Regions from separate parts of the Homo sapiens genome. Here region 1 is linked to region 2. A link is a loop called in an ENCODE intact Hi-C map of the cell type or tissue named here. Cell type or tissue: gastrocnemius medialis. All regions are shown on one strand. Links, peaks and the distances in the headings refer to the core of each region. The heading gives the core; the rest is flanking DNA.

Region 1 (10,197 bases), core at 1,541-9,540, 53 kb after region 2:
CTGGAAGGGCTTAAGCTCACTGTGTCCCATTAAGCTTTTAAGGAACGCCAAGTTTTCCCTTTGTCATGAGAGACACGAGGTGAAATTGACATTGGGAGATGGAAGTTGGATGGCCCTTGAGGGCTGACCCACAGGGTGTTGGACTTTGGGATATCGCAGAGAGCTTGGCATGATTTATTGTCTCAAGTCATAGAATTCTAGAAGAGACCTACCATGTAACCCATGTCTGGTTGACTGGGAGACCATCCGAGTGGAAAGGGGACAATCTGGGCCTCTGGCCGGCCGTGTGCACAAGCATAACAATTGTTTTTGTTTAACGTGTGGACAGAATATTTGATCCATTTCAACCAGGCATTTATAGCTTGATATTCTATTTTAATTGTTAAAGTTCATCTTAGATCATTTACTTTTACAATATTTTATATTGTAATATAATATAATATATAATACTTTAGTATTATCATTGTTTATTATTATATATTATTTATAATTGTTTATTATTATATATTACATATATAGTAATATAATGTATAATACTTTAGTATTATTGGGTATAGAAGAGATGGCAGTCTGATTAGAAGAAGCCTTAGAAGGAGAAGAGAGGCAATGGGGTGAAGAGGATGAGGGATTAATAAAATGCATTTTCAAAGACCCTATGAAGTCTGTGCCAGCTAAGTTGGCTTTTATGTCATAGAAGTGACTCAAAGTAGATCTAGGGTTGGTAGAGGTGATGTCAATGAGACCTATTCTTGATATTTGGTTGTCCACAGGACATCATTTCAGCTATGGCAGATCTGTTTTTCTATATTTGTTAAGGGGCAAGAGTCTTGGTAGGGGGATCCTCTTATTTTAAAGGGGCAGAGATACTTTTCTGAGGCTGAGAGTTGTCTTTGACTTTGGAGATCTCTACAGGGTATGACTAAACAAGTATCAAAAGTAATAACTTGGGGTGAATTTGATTTAGTTACATTGGTAATAAGGTGGTCAGTAACAGAATGGGAAAAGAAGAAAGATTAATAGAATAAATGGAAGAGAGTTAAACTTTTCTTTGCTTTAGTTTGAGGGAGTTTTCTCCTGGGATAATGGCCCATGACTCTGGAGGTGGTGGTGTTTTCTTGACTTGGGTGAGATGGGTCTATCTTTTTTCTGTTGTCAGGACTGTGGTTTCAGTGATTAGAAGCACCAGGTAAGGTCCTTCCCAGGCCAGCTGAAGTTTTTCTTTTCTTAAGTTTCTGATGAGGACGTGATCCCCAACCTGATGTTGATGTACTGGGAACTCCAGGGGTGGCGTCTGTGTTAGGAGACTTTTGGTTTTAAGAAAAGAGAAAGTTGAGAAGAGACCAAGTATATAATTCTTGAAGAATTGGTCTTTTGTTTTAAATGTAGGAATGTCAGTAGTGCAGTTTAAATAAGGCAATCCGTAAAGCATTTCGTAAGGATGAAAGCCTATATCTTTTCGAGGAGCAGTTCAGATTTTTAAACAAGGCAATAGGAAGATATTTTGTCCATGGCCACTGAGTCTCTAGAACCAATTTGGTTAAGTGGTTTTTTAAGGTCTGATTTATCCTTTTTACTCTCTCTGATGAAGGTGGGCGTCAAGGAGTATGATATTTTCATTTAATGTCTAGGGCTTGGGATAGCTTTTTAATGATATGTGCTGTGAAATCGGTTTTATTGTCTGTCAATGTTTTTTATTAGTCTGAACCTGGGCACTATATTTTTAAATAATGTTTTAACTACATTATTGGCCATTGCATTTGAAAAGGAAATAGCTTTGACCCAGTGAATGAGATGATCTACTATTACTAATAAGTACTTTAGGCGACCAACTGGGGGCATTCCAGTGTAGTCAATTTCAACACCTTGGAATGGTCTTAGTCCTGGATCTCTCCCCACCAGGGGTGATTTTTTTTTTTTATAACTTGTTTGTTGAGGTTTTTTTACATATTGAGCAACTGTCCACAACCTGTTTGGCTAGGGTATAAATTCTTATACACTTATAAAACCTGAGAACTGTATTACACATCGCTTGGGGTCTCCAACGAGTCTCTTGTTGTAGATGAGACAAGATATTTTTCATGAGGGGTTTGGATAGTATTTCTCTTTGATGTTGTAACACCCATTTTCTTTTTGAATTTTCTTTGGCTCCTATTTTTATTAATTTTTTCTCTCCTGCAGCAGAGAAGATAGGGGTTGTAACAGGTGGAGAAAGACAAGGAGTTAAGTGAAAGACAGGTGTTTTAGGTGAAACAGCAGTCTGTTTGGCTACTTTATCTGTAAGGTTATTTTCCTGACTTGTAAAGGAAAAGTCTTTCTGGTGTCCAGGGACATGTACAATGACTATTTCTTTTGGCAACTGGAGATTGTTTAAAACATGGACGATTAGCACTTTGTGGGCAAGATTTTGGCCTTTACTATTAATAGGAACTTGCTCAGCTCAAATTTTTGTAAATGTATGTGCTACTCCAGGTGTACTTAGAATCAGTATAAATAGTCCCTTCCTTGTTTCATAAGCATTTTAAAGTCTGGCTGAGTGTAAATAATTCACAAGCTTGAGTAGACCAACTGTTGGGCAACTTCTCTGACTCTAGTTCTTCAAGAGATTTTCCATCAATTACTGAATATCTATTATGTCTTTCTCCTATAATTACTTGGGAGGAACCATTTAAAAATAAGTGTTGTCCTGTTGTGAAAGGAGTTTTTTCTAGATCTGGCCTGACCTTTGTTTGGTAGTCAATTAAATCTAGACATAAGTGATCTCTTTTTAGATTTGGGTATTTTGTCAAGAAACCTGCCGGATTGAGTGACTTATCAGTAGTCAAGGTTAAATCATCTTTTTTTAGTAAAATGGCCTCATATTTTAAGATTCTGGAGTCAGCGAGTCACCTTCCTGCTTTTTGATTTAAAATTGTTTTAACTTGGTGGGGTGTGTTTACAGTCAATTTTTTTCTAAAAGTTAATTTTCTACTTTCTTTAACTAATATTGTTGTAGTTGTAACAGATTGAATGTATTGAGGCCATCTACAGGTAACTGGGTCTAAAACTTTTGATAGGAAGGCTACAGGCTGCTGGCAGCCACTGTGTTTTTAGGTAAGCACTCCCAAAGTTACTTCATTATTTACATTAACAAAAAGATGGAATGGTTTTTCTAGGGAAGGTAAGGCTAGAGCAGGGGCGGTTATGAGCCTTTCTTTTAGCTCTTTAACCTGATCGACTTTCTCAGACGTCCACAGGAGATGATCAGGTTTTTTTCTGGACAATTTTTTGTTATAGAAGTTTACTGTTTAGTGAGTCAATCCATAGGCCGCAATATCCAACTAACCCTAAAAAATTGCTGAGTTCCTGTTTAGTTTGAGGTGAGGATAAGGACATGATGCCTTTAACTCGTTCAGGCCCTATCCGTTGTTTACCTGTACTTATTAAGTGGCCTAAATATTTAACTTTGGCCTCTACATACTGAAGCTTTCCCTTTGAAACCCATAACCCCTTGAACTCCAGATGGTCAAGAATATGTGTAAAGAAGCCAGAGATTTTCTCTATATTCTCACCAGATATGAAGAATATTATCCACATACTGGAGTAGGCATATTTGCTTTGGGACAACCACTTTTTTCAACACTTGTTCTAAAATTTGACCGAAAATGTTTGGGGAATCTGTAAACCCTTGAGACAAAACTGCCCACTGATACTGTTGTTTTTGTTCTGAATGGGGATCCTCTCACTCGAAAGTAAATATGTCTCGACTGTCTTCAGCCAAGGGGCATGTCCAGAAGGCATCTTTTAAATCTATTATTGTAAACCACTGATGACTATATGGAATTTTGTTGAGAATGGTGTATGGGTTGGGGACAACAGGATGGGTAGTCTGGAATATTTGATTGATGGCCCTAAGATCTTGTACCAGTCGGTATGACCCGTCTGATTTCTTGGCAATATTGGAGTGTTATAAGGGGACATACAGGGTTCAAGAAGCCCAACCTTGATAAGACTTTCAATTATGGGCTTTAACCCTATTCTATCCTCTAGGGTAATGGGGTATTTTTTTTTTACTACTTTCCTGGGGGTCTTTAGTTTGATGTGGATTGGAGGGATTTTGAGTTTCTCTCAGTTTTCTTTCCTTGACCAGACATAGGGGTTAATATATTTTTCATCTGCAGTGGTGAGTAGGTTTAATGAAGTAAGGACTCTTTTAAGGCTAACTTGTAGACCTATACCTAATTTTAGCATTAAGTCTCTTTTTAGTAGATTAGTTTTTGTTTCAGGGATTAAAAAATATTGGATGTTAGTCAATGAATCTTGGTATTTAACTTTTGTACTTTCTAAGATTTTTGTTTTAAATCCTTTTCTTTTTACCCCAGAGACTAAAAGTTCTTCCGAAGAGCAGGCAATGTTGGATGGAGGGAAACAAACAGAGGAGCGAGTCGTCCCTGAATTGACTGAAAAGGTGATAAGCTCATGTTTGGGTCTCACCTCTAAATTTATCAAGGGCTCTTGGTGGGACTTGAGGTAAAAGAAACAGAGTCCCTGACCCCCCTTATTCTTCCTCAAAAGTCATGAGTGGAAGGGTTTTTTCCTCTTTTTTTAGTTTGGGACATTCTCTCTTGAAGTGGCCTGTCCTTTCACGTTTGTAGCACCTATCCTGTCTTTTTTTTCTCTCAGTTTTGGGATTTTGTCACTTTGTCCCCCCATATTTTTTGAGGTTCTGGTAGAAGAGGGCCTGAGTCCTCTAGGTGGAGGCTTGTGTCCTTTAATTGGGGATCTGAACCTTTTATAGTTTTTGGCCCCGTGGAAGCTTTCTTTAGAAGTATGTGGGTTTGGAGCCACCTGTTGGAAAGTGGATGCCATACGTTTTGTCTTTTGTTTTTATTTTTCTTTGTCTCTTCTCACATACACTTTTTGAGCTTTTCTGAGAAGTTCATTTAGAGGTCGGTTCTCCCAATTTTCTAATTTTTGTAACTTTCTGAAATATCTGGGCAACTTTTAGTGACAAAGTGGAGTTTTAACATTCCCTGTCCGAGGGGATCTTTTAAATTTAGGCCTGTATATTGTCTCATTTGATCCTTTAGTCTGTCTAGAAATTTCATAGGCCCTTCATCTTTTTCTTGTTGTATATCAAGTGTTTTAGAGAGGTTTTGGGTTTGGGGTACTGATTCTCTAATTTTCTTTACTATCATTTTTCTTAGGTCTTGTATATTTTCCCTGTGAGCTGTGCTATTATTGTCTTACCGGGCTGAAGGGGGCCAACCCCTCCACACCTGTGGGTATTTCTCGTAGGTGGGATGAGAGACTGAGAAAAGAAATAAGACACGGAGACAAAGTATAGAGAAAGAACAGTGGGCCCAGGGGACCGGCACTCAGCATACGGAGGACCTGCACCAGCACCGTTCTCTGAGTTCCCTCATTATTTATTGATTACCATTTTCACTATCTCAGCAAGAGGAATGTGGTAGGAGAGCAGGGTGATAGTGGGGAGAAGGTCAGCAAGAAAACATATGAGCAAGGAATCTGTGTTACAAGTAAGTTCAAGGGAAGGTACTATGCCTGGATGTGCACGTAGGCCAGATTTATGTTTCTCTCCACCCGAACATCTCAGTGGAGTAAAGAATAATAAAGCAGCATTGCTGCCAACATGTCTCACCTCCCGCCACAGGGCAGTTTTTCCCTTTTTCTCCTATCTCAGAATTGAACAAATGTACAATCGGGTTTTATACTGAGACATTCAGTTCCAGGGGCAGGAGACAGTGGCCTTTCTCTATCTCAACTGCAAAGGCTTTCCTCTTTTACTAATCCTCCTCAGAACAGACCCTTCCCGGGTGTCGGGCTGGGGGACAGTCAGGTCTTTGCCATCCCACGAGGCCATATTTCAGACTATCACATGGGGAGAAACCTTGGATATACCTGGCTTTCCAGGACAGAGGTCCCTGTGGCTTTCCACAGTGCATTGTGCCCCTGGTTTATCAAGACTGGAGAATGGTGATGACTTCTACCAACCATACTGCCTGTAAACATTTTGTTAACAAGGCACATCCTGCACAGCCCTAGATCCCTTAAACCTTGATTCCATACAACACATGTTTTTGTGAGCTCAAGGTTGGGGAAAATTACAGATTAACAGCATCTCAGGGCAAAGCAATTGTTCAGGGTACAGGTCAAAATGGAGTTTCTTATGTCTTCCCTTTCTGCATAGACACAGTAACAGTCTGATCTCTTTCTTTTCCCTACCCCGGGGGTCTTGGGTGGAAAACTTTCGATCTGCATTAGGAATGTTTGACCGGGAGGATATTTACATTTTTAAATTGCCATAGCAGCCCTAGGGATCATGTTTTTTTCCTTCCCTGAAAAGAGGATGTCTAGGATGGACATTAACTCGACCCAAGTGTGTAACCGAGGTCTCAAAAACTGATCAACCTGATCTGTCACTCTGTAAGTGTCATATAACAATGGCTTAAGTTTCTTCTTCAAACTTTAGACCTCCAAACTGGTTAAGGGAGTATTTACAAAGTCAGTAGTTCCATCTCCTTGTGGCACCTCTTTTAAGGGGAAGAGAGTTGGGGCTGACTCCTTAGGTGTGGAGGGAAATGGGAAATTTTGAATATCCTTTTTATATTGTTTTTTCTAATGCTGGAGTCTTTTTAGGGAAGGATACATGGGCTGAGAAGAAATAGGCTACATGGGCTGAGAAGAAATAGGCTCATGGGATGATGATTCCCAGGAATCTGGATTGTAAGGAGGAGGAATAATGTGAGCAAGGGAGGGATCTGGGGCAGGATCTGGGACAGAAGGGCTGTCTGAGGGGAAGGGTTAAGAGCATTCAGCAGGGGAAGATGGTCTAGGGGATCCCATGTGCTGGAGTCTTTAGGCATGAGAACTGGCTTTTCTGACTCTTTATTTTGGGGTTTTTGATTGAGTTTTTTCCTAATTGTCTTTCAGGGAAAAAGGAGAATAGGTCTCTGTCTCTAAAAAAGAATATAGTCCAGCTCTTCTTGAGAAACTAGATTTTTGTCATTTACATATTGAATTACAAGTTGACACATCACATCCTTATTTGACCTAAACTTTGGCCAGAAGATTGAGGGTTTGAGGATAGGTCTCTGAGTCCAAATAAAACAGCAATATTTTATCATCTGTTGCATGGCTTTTGTAGGTCACAGGTATTACATTGCCTTCATAGGCCACTTCTTCATAAGAACATTTTAAACATACTTTACAACTGTATTGGTAAGACGAAGTATAGAATTCAGGCTAGATTCATTGGTATATGTTCATTAATATTACAATCACTTCAGGAAATTATTCTTTAAATTATAACATTTTCATACACCCCTATGTATATTGTGGGCCTGGATCCCTGCCCTTGCCTTGCCTGATGGAAGAGTCGGCCCTGGTGAAGCTGAGTTGTCCAGACACATAGACAGGGTCTTCCTGGGTGAGGGGATAGCCCCAGAAGGAAAAGGGACAGGCAATAACCTAACCCTGGTGACAGGAGTGCTGGGGACAGGACACGATGGAGACCCCGGTTCCATTTAAACATCCCCTTCTGTGCTGGGTCCCTGCATAGCACACTCACTCCCCTCAACCCTCATTGCCTTTGCAGCTCACTGTGGGGCAGGGGAGGATGGACCCACTGGCAGAGACTGGACTGAGAAAAGTTGCACAATTTAAGGTGTCGCTATGCTAGCAAACTCAGTCATCAGGGTAAGTAATATTTTCATGCAATATTTTAAAAGTTCAAAATTAATGCCAACATCCATGAACGACAAATAAAACTCAAAATTTAAAATCCAGACAGGATCCACCTTGCTTTGCAGGCCTCCCCTCCCTGGCTGGCTCTGGTCTGGGCCCTGCACACGTTGGGGAGGCCCAAAGACAACCCAGAGGAGCCTGGCATAACCAGCAGGGCTCAGCATGGATGGGACTGGGGTAAAATCAGGGCTTCTGAGCATGACTCCAAGAGTGTGAGGTCCCCAGAGAAAGTGGCTTAGGGAGGTAGTGGGATGTGGAGAGTGAAACACTCTTCAGAGAAAAATTAGCTAAGCAACAAGAGCTAATACTTTGTTCTGCAGAGAGAGAGAAGTCCAACTCTTGGGCTCGAGATGATGAGAAATAAAGTATTTCCCAGAAACCTCGGACCCTCACTCAACTCCTTCGAGGCTTGTCTCTGTCTGCAACCTACAGCCTGACTGTGCAGCCTGGAAAGCTTCTTTTTTTATAGAAGAACAAGAAAGAATTTTAGTGATTTGCAGTTAGTTTATTGAAATGGAAATGAATTTGAGGTTTCAACAGTTGTCTAGCAGTTTCCACATAAAAAGACAACACAAGAAAGAAAAGTGGTTTCTAGCAATCAACAGATGAGTTCTGGCCATAGTCTGTAGCCCTCTGAGCCAAACGCCTTGGGTAAAGTTAATTACTCTTCATATTACACCAAATGCTGTCGTACACTGTATGCTGGAAAACAAAAGCAGGTCACTTAGGTTTGCAAATTTCACTTATTAAATCAAATATTAAAACTTGTCTTCTTGTTTTCTTGCATTTGTCCACAAACAGCTAACTCTCAGGAGGATTTGCAGTGGAAGCAAAGCCAGCATCCCCTCTCCATTTATTCTGTTATCTAGGAGACACTTCATAATGCCAAACAGGGGCCAGGGTTGTAGGATCTCTTCCCTACCAGTGATCCATGTAATACTTTTTTTCTCCAAAAATTCTATCCTTTGAAATAACTTATCCAATAAATATGCTGCATATACTATTTGTTGAAGACCTGATCATTTGGACTGTTTCTGATACCACTTTTACAACACAGAATTATTAAAAAATCTCAGCTCAGATACAAGAATGTGATGGTTTTGAGTTGCTGCACAGGCATAAAAGGTAGAAATGTTGTAACAGTCTGAGACTCTTCACCATTACCTTTGAGGCCTATGAAATATTGGAGCTGGGCTGGGTGGGATGGCTCATGCCTGTAATCCCAGCACTTTGGGAAGCCAAGGAGGGCAGATTGCTTGACCCCAGGAGTTTAAACCAGCCTGGACAATATGACAAAATGCCATCTCTACAAAAAAAAAAATATATATATATATATGTGTATATATGTGTATATATGTATATATGTGTATATATGTGTATATATGTATATATGTGTGTATATATGTATATATGTGCATATATGTGTACATATATGCATGTATATGTGCACATATATGTGTACATATGTGTACATATGTGTGTACATATGTGTGTATATATGTGTGTGTGTATATATATGTATATATATGCCAGGTGTGTTAGTGTGCACCTGTAGTCGCAGCTACTCAGGAGGCTGAAGCGGGAGGATCACTTGAGCCCAGGAGATGGAGGCTGCAGTGAGCTGTGATTGTACCACTGCATTCCAGCCTGGGCAAAAGAGCAAGACTCTGTCTCAAAAACAAAAACAAAGACAAAAAAACGGAAACAAGAAACACTGGAGTTTTACAATATGAATGATTAATCTGAGGGGTTTTTTTGGTTTGTTTAGGATTTTTGTTTGTTTGTTTGTTTTTGAGATGGAGTCTTACTCTGTTGCCCAGGCTGGAGTGCGGTGGCACTATCTTGGCTCACTGCAATCTCTGCCTCCTGGCTTCAAGTAATTCTTCTGCCTCAGCCACCCAAGCAGCTGGAATTACAGGTGTGCGCCACCACGCCTAGCTAATTTTTGTATTTTTAGTAGAGACAGGGTTTCAGCATGTTGGCCAGGCTGGTCTTGAACTCCTGACCTCAAGTGATCTGCCCGCCTTGGCCTCCTAAAGTGCTGGGATTACAGGTATGAGGGATGCACCTGGCTAATCTGAGTTTTTAAAGAAAAAAATGATTCAACCATCCCAAATTGCAGTTAATATTTATTTTTATCCTTGAGCATTTGATATATCTTTACATTTTTTATTATGGAATGTTTTAAATAAAATTTTAGGGTATTAAATAAATTCTTAAAAAAAAAATGTAATCCCAGCACTTTGGGAGGCTGAAGCGGGCAGATCACCTGAGGTCAGGAGTTTGAGACCAGCCTGGCCAACATGGTGAAACCCCATCTCTACTTAAAATACAAAAATTAGCAGGCTGTGGTGTTGTGTGCCAGTAATTCCAGCTACTCCGAAGACTGAGGCAGGAGAATCACTTGAACTCAGGAGCCGGAGATTGTAGTGAGCCGAGATCGTGCCATTGCAC
Region 2 (10,197 bases), core at 803-8,802:
TTGTCTTGGGGCCTCCACCCTTACCAGACTCTGAGCCACTCAGGAATTATTCCCCTTCTTAATCCAGACATGGTCTTTCATTCGTGAAGCAGCAAATGAGGCCATGCCTCTCCCTGTTGACACCTCCTTGTCCTCTCAACATAACTGTTTTGCAGGCACAGACACCTTTCCAGACAATCCAGATGATGCTCCTGCTACAATGACATGGTGGATACCAACCTGTCTCTCAAGAATAGCCCCAAAATTAAGTTTTTCTTTTTCCAAGGTGCCCATGCCACCCCATGTCACACCTGAAGTGGTTATTGAGAAAGTCGTCCTTTTTCCATAACCAAATAGACAGCAATGTAAAATTCTCCCCAGGGCCTGAAAGCTTAAGGAGATGAGCTCCCCACTTCTCAGGCTCAGTCCCAAGGCACAAGGCTACTTGTGCTAGTGGGGTGCACCAGCAAGATAGCAGAAGCAGGAAGAGAGCCGGCCGGAAGACACATACCCCTGAAGACGGAGAAAGAGGCCATCCAGATATAACATAGCAGTTACATCAGACTAGGACACTTCCTGTTTACAGGAGACTATAAAACCTTTGCACCATCCTCACTTAAGGCTGATGCCACTTTAGGCCTCAGCCCTCCTGCTTCCAGGCGCTCATTAAAACAGCATGTTGCTCCACACTGCCTCGTGTTGTCTGTTGGTATGTTCTTGGGGTTCGAGCCGATACAAAAACCTTACAAGGGGATAGCCTCAGAAAGAAGAGGGACAGGCTGAGGTAGAAGCAGAACAGGTGGCAATAACTGCCCCTGGTGACAGGAATGCTGGGGACAGGACATGAAAGAGACTCCAGGTTCCATGTAAACATCCCCTGCTGTGCTGGGTCCCTGCACAGCACACTCACTCCCCTCAACCCTCATTGCCTTTGCAGCTCACTGCGGGACAGCGGAGGATGGACCCCAGTCCCACCACAGGCACAGGACTAGAGGACATTGAAAATCTTAATAGGGGTACTGTTAAACTCAGTAGTCATATTGCATAGGATTCAAATAATAACATAATATGGTTAAAAATAATATTTTCCTGTAGTAGTTTATAAATTAAACTGAAGCCAACATCCATGATGAGTAAAAATTACAAAATTTAAACCCAGTCAGGTGCCACCCTGCTTTGCAGGACTCCTCTCCCTGGCTGGCTCTGGCCCAGGCCCTGCACATCTCGGGGAGGCCCAGAGACAGCGCAGAGAAGCCTGACATGGCCAGCAGGGCTCAGCGTGGATGGGAGGACTGGAGTGAAAGCAGGTCCTCTGAGTGAAACCCTGCCTCACATCCCAGAGCCTGAGGACTCCAGAGAGAGTCGACGGGGGAGGTGGTGGGATGGGGACAGGGAAACACTCTTCAGAGAGAGTACCAAGGCTTAGAGGTCAGACTGAGGAAACAAATGCTTCACAGAGTCCTCAACCCATGACCATGAGTTCTTTAATAAGTAAGTGTGTGTGTGTGTGTATGTAAAATATGTGAGGCCCTCTAACGCCTCTTTTCTACGGTAGAACAAAGAGAAACTTCAGTTTTTGCCATCAATTTATTAAAATAAACATGTATAGCAGGTTTCAACAATTGTCTTGTAGTTTGTAGTAAAAAGACATAAGAAAGAGAAGGTGTGGTTTGCAGCAATCCGTAGTTGGTTTCTCACCATACCCTGCAGTTCTGTGAGCCAAAGGTCTTGCAGAAAGTTAAAATAAATCACAAAGACTGCTGTCATATATTAATTGCTAGAAAGCAAAAACAGAGACATCACTTAGATTTTCTGCACTCTCTAACAAAATAAAATCTTGAAAAACAGAAGCTTATCTTTTTCCACGGTTTGCCCACAACCATCTAGCATCCCAGACGGTTAGGGCTGGAAGTAGAAGAGCTGTTGTTTCTGGATCATTTCCCCCACCATGGACTTTTTAAATATTTTTTCTGTGTGTTTGTGGTTCTTTGAAATAATGTATTCAACAAATACGTGACTATATTACCTATTTTCACAGGATTGTTAAAATCTTAGCTCAAATGCAAAAAAAAAAAAAAAAAAAAAAGTGAAACTTTGAGCTCTCGTCTAACCCTCCATTGTGGAAATATTCCCAGCATCCCAGCAGTCCGACGCCCTCTGCCACCACCATTGTGCTCTACTAATTATTGGAGCTGCAGACTATGATCTGTCTGAGGAAGCTTTTAAAGAAACAAATCCATCACCCTTCCCTGCAGTTGATAATTAGTTTTTAACAAATTATTAATAGTGGTAAAATGTACATCTCATAAAATTTGCCATTTTAAGGGGACAGTTCGGAGTGTTCTGTATATTCGTGTGGTTGTGCAACCTAACTCCAGAATATTACTGTTTTGCACAACTGAAACTCCAGACCCATTAAATATGACTCCCCCTTCTTCTCTGCACCCAAGCCCTGACAACCACTGTTTTTTTTTTTTTCACTGTCTCTGAGTCTGGCTCCCCAGATTCCCATATGCATGGGTCATGCAGCATTTGTGTTTTTGTGACTCTTTGCTTCACTCTTCACTCGCTATAATATCCTCAAGGTTCATCCATGTTGTAGAAAGCGTCAGGGTTTCCTGAGGTGATGTTCACTTTCATCCTAATGGAGGGGTTTGGTATATTTCTAACTTTTTTTTTTTTTTTTTTTTTACCAGGGAAGGATTAAAGAAGAATTTAACATAGGGAATAAATGCTAAAGAAAACCCTCAACAATATACATGTATAGTTAGAAAGAAATACAAAACTATTGGTTTTTGTTTGAGGCAATTCTTCCTCCATGGTGGTTTCATACCCATGATCTACAGTTGCCTATTGGATAGTCCAAGGTTTCTCATCATTTATGCTAGCAAATTATGATTGCCTGGAAGTGCATTTTAAATTCTTTTTATTTGAGATGTATAGAATCTTGCTCAAATGGTATTTTCCAAACTGTTGAAAAATAGGGCATTTTTTAAGAAAGAACACTTTTACTTTTTTTTGAAGAAGAGAAGTTTTCTCTGCAGATTGGTCTATAGGTGCGGGTCTTCTGGAAAATTGTTTTTTCTGTAGAGAGTGAACATATGTTTGTATGTGTGTGTCTGAGTGTGTTTGTGTGTGTCTCTGTGTTTCTGTGGTTGTGTGGTTCTGTCTGTGTGTTTGTGTTTGTGTCTGGATGATTGTGTGCTGGTGTGATTGTGTCTGTGTCTGTGTCTGTGTCTTTGCCTGTCTGTCTATGTTTGTGTATGTCTGAATGTGTGTGTGTTTGTGTGATTGTGACTGTGTCTGTGTGTTTGCATGTGTCTGGATGTGTGTATGTGTGTTTCTGTGTTTGTGTGATTGTGTCTGTGTTTGTGAGCATGAATTAGAGAGCTCTGGGGATAGGTAAGACTTCTACCGACCTTTCCTTTTCCTCTCTTGCCCTATTCATTTATCATCCACTGAGGATTCTCTGGGTAGAGTGACAACACAGGGACACTGGATGTTTTTCTTGATGGCAAAGTCATTAGACTAACCATTCAACTAAATTAACCAATGTAAGAAAAGGCTTGTTCACTAGTGGCTTTGGCATTGTCAGTGAGAAATGAAGAGCCCACTTGTCCCTGGTCAGGGGATTTAAAAAGCTTATAGGAAGAAAATGAAATTACCATAAACACCTCAACATTGCTCAGAGTTTCATCCGTTTGGTTAAGAAAACATTCCTTCAATTCATCTATGGCATTTGTAGTGGCATTGTCGTCTATGAACTCTTGAAGAAGTTCTTTGTATTCAGTCTTAGACACTTGTGGATTGATTGTCTTGGAAATCACATTCTCCAATAAGGGGCAGCCAGAGCCTGGGAAGGATGCACAAGGAAACAAGCTTGGTACAGAAGGCATGAAAGGCTTGGGGCAGACCTATTACATTCCTCATCTTCTTACAGCCCAAGAGAATATAGACTCAAAGATAATGATGCAGAATCTAGAGTTCTCAAATCTGGGAGAAAACCTCAGGCTCTGGGATTTCCTGTAAGCCCTGCAACTTCTTTCTCTCCACTCCCCAGCCCAGAAAAGCTAAACCTCATGAAACTTCATTTAATGAGAAGACTTGAGAAATGAAACACTCGGACTTGGAAGTATATCGTGAAGATTATTTGGTCTTCTTTGGTTCAAAATCATACGATGCTTCACTATTACCATTCAGAGCATCACAGAAGATTTCCAAGTATCTTAGGCCAAGTGTGGTGGCTCACACCTATAATCCCAGCACTTTGGGAGGCCGAGGTGGACAGACTGCCTGAGCTCAGGAGTTCAAGACCAGCCTGGGCAACATGGTGAGATCTGTTATACCTACAGCCTTTGTACTGGGGCTGATCTCTGCTGAGAATTGGGGAGCAGGAGTTCTTCCATAGAGGCCCAAGTGACAACCCCTAACCCCGAGGCAGCCCTCCCTGCACAGAACTCACCTGCGTAGCAGTGCTGGGAGAGGGCCGCCAGCATGAGGACCATCAGCAACTTCATGGTGAGGCTGCTGCTGTCGGTGTTCAGTCGCGGGTGGCAAGGATCAAGGAAGCCGCTGTGGAGGTGAGCACCCAGCCTTGCTCTATTTATTCCCCAGGTAGGCATCTTAATTCCACCCATGAACGAGGCAATGAGTCAACCTGGCATGGGACCAGTAAACAGGAGCATGCCCCAGGGGAAACACAGCCAGCCTGTATGTAGAATCTTCCTGCTTCTCTTCCTCTTTCTTGTATTCCTTCTCCACTTGCTCCCCTTCCTTTTCTTCTCTGTCTCTTTCTTTAAGGTGAGAATGAAAGCATCATGTCCCGTGTATCTGTGCCAGCTTATCCCAGCAGTGGGCCTAGGTGCAATACCTCACACCTACTCTTGGGAGCAGGCTTTTCTCATCCACTGACATCTCATTTTCAGAAAGGGATGTCTGGGAAAGTTTTACCTTTTGTGGGGAAATTTAAGGCCATCCACCCTCCGCTGAAAGTTATTTTTACAAGGATTATCTCGGTTAATTATAAATTAATTGATAACTTTGTTTAGTTCTTTGGTAACTTTTTAGGGTTTTCTTTCCACTGATTCAAAGGATGCTGTGAATTAGTAGCGTAACTGATGGGCTGGACAGGCAGTGCTGGGTGGTGGGTGGTGATGGAATTTGGAATCAGGGATGAGGGTTTGGACCCTGGATGCAACTTGCAGTCCTGCCATGTCCTTGCTGGTCTCTCTGAGCATCCTTCCTTTTCATCACTTGAAGAAAATAAAAGGCGGAATGGGATAGCATGCAGAATTTGTATAAGGATGCTTCATGTAAAGATTGTTTCATGGCCGGTCGCAATGGCTCATGCCTGTAATCCCAGCACTTTGGGAGGCTGAGGTGGGTGAATCACCTGAGGTCAGGAGTTTGAGACCAGCTTGACCAACATGGAGAAACCCCTTCTCTACTAAAAATACAAAATTAGCTGGGCATGGTGGTACGTGCCTGTAGTCCAAGCTACTCAGGAGGCTGAGGCAGGAGAATTGCTTGAACCCAGGAGGTGGAGGTTGCAGTGGGCCGAGATCACACCATTGCACTCCAGCCTGGGCAACAAGAGTGAAACTCTGTCTCAAAAAAAAAATTGTTTCACACAGCCCAGTACAAAGTAGTCATGTATAAAGACAAGATTTCATCCATGCATGCAGCCATCCATCTTTAAATAACTACTGAGCATCCCCTATGAGCTGGCAGTGAGCTGCACACCATAAATTCAGTTATAGGCACAATTTAGACCAAGCCCTTGCTCTCATGGAGCTGACTTTCCAATAAGGGAGGTAACAAGCATCCTGCCACATAAGAGAGATATGAGAAAGTAGTAATCACTGCAAAGAACTCAAAATATCCACAACAGCAAAATGATGTCATGGACTGACTACTGAGAGGAGGAGGCCATGCCATTTCAGCTGACATTTGGATGAGTGGACGACACTGTCTAGTGACAGATCCAGGGAAGATGCAGTTCCATGCAGAGGGAATGACAAGATCAGAGACCAGAGGGCAGATGGCACTTGGCCAGGTAAGGAAGGCAAGGAACATGGCCACATGGGATCAGGAGGACAGGACAGCCTCATGTGACAGAAAACCCACCCTCGTTTAATTAGGGGCATGGTGAAGGTCATGGGAACAAGAAATACAAAGCTGGCTTGGGTTTTTTATAAAAGAGGCCGGGCGTGATGGCTCATGCCTGTAATCCCAGCACTTTGGGAGGCCAAGGTAGGCAGATCATGAAGTCAGGAGATTGAGACCATGCTTGCTAACATGATGAAACCCCATCTCGATTCAAAATACAAAAAATTAGATGGGCGTGGTGGTGCATGCCTGTAGTCCCAGGTACTCGGGAGGCTGAGGCAAGAGAACCACTTGAACCTCGCAGGCGAAGGTTGCAGTGAGCCAAGATCACGCCACTGCACTCCAGTCTGGGTGACAGAGTGAGACCCCATCTCAAAAGAAAAAAAGAAGATACGGATGAGAGAGCCAAAGAGATGAGTCGGTTCTTCACTTCCCGTGGATGCATTATTTGCTGTCCGGATTACCCATGACGTCTTTCTTTCCATCATTCAGCTGGAGCCTCAGATATTTTCCAGTTGAGAACAAAATTGATTTAGGAAGAGGCTAGAAAAGAAGGTTTCTGTACTTATAGGTGTACTTTCACCCAGCTGGCCATGGCAGGCATCCTTCTTCCATAAATGAAGTGAAAAACTTTGATCATGAAACGGAGACTGTCTCCTTGGCCAAGACCTAATGGGTCTCTGCCTGGTGCCCCAGTCCTTATGGACCTGCCCTCTTTCCCACAGGGACAAACACTCACGCAGAGTTATCTTACCCATCTAAAATGAACTCCCCACACCACCTACATGGTGCCCCACTAAAGAGATGGTGTTTTCTTTCACTCACATATTGTATCCAGATCTGACAGTGATCATTCTCTGGTGAGTCATAAGACATACCTGGCCCAAGAAAGGCTCATTTGCAAGCCAGTATTTGCAGGGAGAGAGAGGAGAATCAGAAGTTTAAAACACGGTACTGCTGGTCCAATTTTTTCTCTTCCCAAAAGGGAAGAATTGTTTTTTCTTTTTCTTTTGAGACAGAGTCTCGCCCTGTCACCCAGGCTGGAGTGCAGTGGCTTGATCTCGGCTCACTGCAACCTCCCCCTCCCAGGTTCTCCTGTCTCAGCCTCCCAAGTAGCTGGGACTACAGGTGCCTACCACCATGCCTGGCTAATTTTTGTATTTTTGGTATAGATGGGGTTTCACCTTATTGGTCAGGCTGGTCTCAAACTCCTGACCTCAGGTGATCTACCCACCTCAGCCTCCCAAAGTGCTGGGTTTATAGGCATGAGCCACAGCACCTGGCCGGGACTTTTATTCAGGTCCCTAATTCAGTTCAGAAACTGGAAGCCAAGTGTCCTTCAGTCTTCAGTGTTTCTGTGACAAGTGTTTACTGAGCCTCTACTATGACAAAGCAATAAGTCATTCACACATTCTCTCTAAAATGTGCTTGTGTTTTGTGAGGGGAAAAAAGTGTGCCTTAAAAAAAAAGGCAGACATCTACCCTGGCCTTGGGCTCACAAAAGAGCTGAGATGTAGGGACATGAGGGATTTGGGTAAAGGAAAGGCATTGCCATACTTCATATTAAATAGCAATGTTGTTTGAAAGTCATCTTTTCTCAGTGATTTCTGTATTTGTACCGAAAAGCCTGGAATGGCCGGCCCTGGAAGCTGCATCTCTGCTGAATTCTGCAGCCCTTTTCCTTCATAGGCCCATGGCTGATGGCTCCTGAGTGAGGACCCCAAGCCAGACCGACTGCCTGTGTTCACATCCCAGCTCCTCTGTTTGCTGACAGTGCCACGGTGGACAGGAGACTTAACGATTTGTGTCCGCTTCAAAATGGAAACAGTCATAGAATGGTTGTGACTCATAAGTAAAGTAAAAATGGTAAGGTACTGGGAACAGTGCCTGGTGCAGAGTCAGTGCTGTCTAAATGTCAGTTGCTCATCATCTTTTCCTATTGTTAAGAGTTGTATTTATGATTCAACTCCTAGGACTACTAAGCTCATCATAGAACACTGGAAAATTAGTCTGCCCTTAATATTCTCAAAAATATATCACAATAACCATAGTTAGACAAAGCAAAAACATTTAACTTGGAAAATAAAGCACTGCATTGTGATCCAGGCTTTGGTATCTTTTCTCTCAGTCCATTTTAAAGAATTTTGCTGAGCTCTAATTGACATATAAATTCTCTCCTAAACAGACCCTACATACTGTCGTCCGATGAATCTTCCCAGAACTCAGCTCCAAATGTGCTTCCACTTGCTTTTTAATGTTCAGTAGAGCAGGAATCATAATTATGTAGCAGTTTGCTGTTTGAAAGGCACTGTTGAACCCTGTGACAACATTCCTAGCAGCAACCTTAGCAGAAGGGTGACCGTATTATTTGTTAGCCAAACTCCAACATTTTGGTGGCTGAAAAGAAACATAAAATCAATGGGATGCCAGGACAATAACATAACCCAGGACTGCTGTGGGCAAATTAGCATGAGTAGTCACTTCCCTATGATGTGGGCATGTCATTTCACCCCACCTAACAGAAATGTGACACAGAGATGTTAAGGCACTCACCTGAAAGAACACAGCTAGGAAGGGGCAGAAGCGGGATAAAAAGCCAGATGTTCTGGCTCCACAGGCTGCTCTCAACACTATTTCCCTCCTTGGCTGAACACTGAGGGACCTGCACATCATGGTTCAGATGAGTCCTGGTGTCCATGACTCCCACTGCTGCCCTATGAGAACTCTGGGTTGATTTCTGCACAAGCCCTGGAGAAGAGTTTTCTGCTTGAGACCTTTGCTCCAAGTGGATTCCCCTCCTCCTCTGCCCTTGCCTCAGCTGCTCTGGGTTGAAACACTTCATTCCAAAAGCCACATCAAAGATGGCTAATGCCTTGTGTTCTTTGCTGGCCCTGCATCTCTGGGGACCTCCCTGTTCACAGGACCCTGTATCTGTCCATAGGCAGTTCCATCTGACATCTCCAGGACCCTCACCCTGACCCTTCCTCCCTGTCCCTGCTCATTGAGCTCATGGCTTGGGCACTTCTTGTTTGTATTATAGTGATGAAAACTACTTATTTTCCTTAATTTACTATTGTGTAACTCATTTTCAAGAGCAGATTTTGATATTTTACACAAAGAGTGTATTGACTGTATTTTATGTTTTATTACTAGATCTATTCAGGAAAAGGAACTCATTTAAAATTAAAGTTTTACGAAACACAGACATCAGACGTAACACTTAAATCAGACACCACTGTGTCTTCCTGGACATGGTAAATACAACACCATTTGTACTTTCCTGGAGGGAAACTGGGGGTCAGGTAGGAAGAAGGTAGTGAAGAAAGAAGATGGCTGGAAACCCTGCTAATGAGAGCCTGGGCCACCTCAGTGTCCTTTTGCCCTAGAAGTGACTGTTAGTGTGACACCATCTGACCAGGATGTATCTAATGAGTTGGAACCTGGAACCGGATTTGAAAGCAGAGACAAGGTCAATGTCAGCCCCTGGCTAATTCTTTCCCGTACCAAAACCCAGAAATTATACAACTCGCCACGTCCCCACATTGTGTGTGGTTAAAAATGTTAATGCGCATATGCGAGAGGAAGTTTACCTTGGCTCATCAGATACCTTCACTAGTACCTTTGCCAGTGAGTTAGTAATTTTCCCCTCCCTTCAATGCCAACATTATCCCAAAAACAGTAGTCAGCCCACTGTCATGAGCCTCTGTTACGCCAGGGCCTCAGGAGAGGCATATGGAGGAACTTATACAAAGTATCCCTGCTGCTGGAGCAATGGGTCTCAGTGGGGACACTTTTTCACTTTCCCCACCCTGAAGAACCTTTCCCAATAGTGGGTTTTGCTTGTCCCAACTGGATGGGGGTGAGTGTCCTATTGAGGTCAAGTGACAGAGGCCAGGAATTAAACATCAACTGAAACCTTCTTAACATCTAACAATGTTCAGGACAGCTGTCCACAAGAATGAGATATTCAACCACAAATATTAATATTGCCAATGCTGAGAAGCCATGTATGCAGAAATATTGAAGAGCCGTTCACCTGGTCACGAAAAAACAGCAGTGCCAGCCAGCCTCACACCCAGTGCACAGTGGATGCAGCCCTACATATGGTAA

What was found. Hi-C counts contacts between places; a loop is a spot of excess contacts. Peaks named below come from ENCODE experiments on the same cell type or tissue, not always from the same donor. Only the 100,000 strongest peaks of a DNase experiment are listed, where the experiment ranks them.
Region 1: it touches region 2 in a loop (3-fold over the local background); 2 of 110 quality-filtered maps call a loop at or near these places.

The regions. Positions count from the first base shown.
Region 1 is chr11:62,211,974-62,222,170 of GRCh38, reverse strand. It overlaps SCGB2A1 (secretoglobin family 2A member 1), which reads right to left. Exons shown (of 3, transcript NM_002407.3): 3 at 8,228-8,445. The coding sequence ends at 8,401. Among named protein-coding and RNA genes, the nearest start is that of SCGB2A1, 8.4 kb to the right of the region's middle. In gastrocnemius medialis, for the core only: no CTCF peak of the experiment used is centred there; no DNase peak of the experiment used is centred there.
Region 2 is chr11:62,264,516-62,274,712 of GRCh38, reverse strand. It overlaps SCGB2A2 (secretoglobin family 2A member 2), which reads right to left and starts at 4,555. Exons shown (of 3, transcript NM_002411.4): 1 at 4,442-4,555; 2 at 3,645-3,832; 3 at 1,553-1,756. The coding sequence starts at 4,496. The coding sequence ends at 1,718. In gastrocnemius medialis, for the core only: a CTCF peak has its summit at 4,861; no DNase peak of the experiment used is centred there.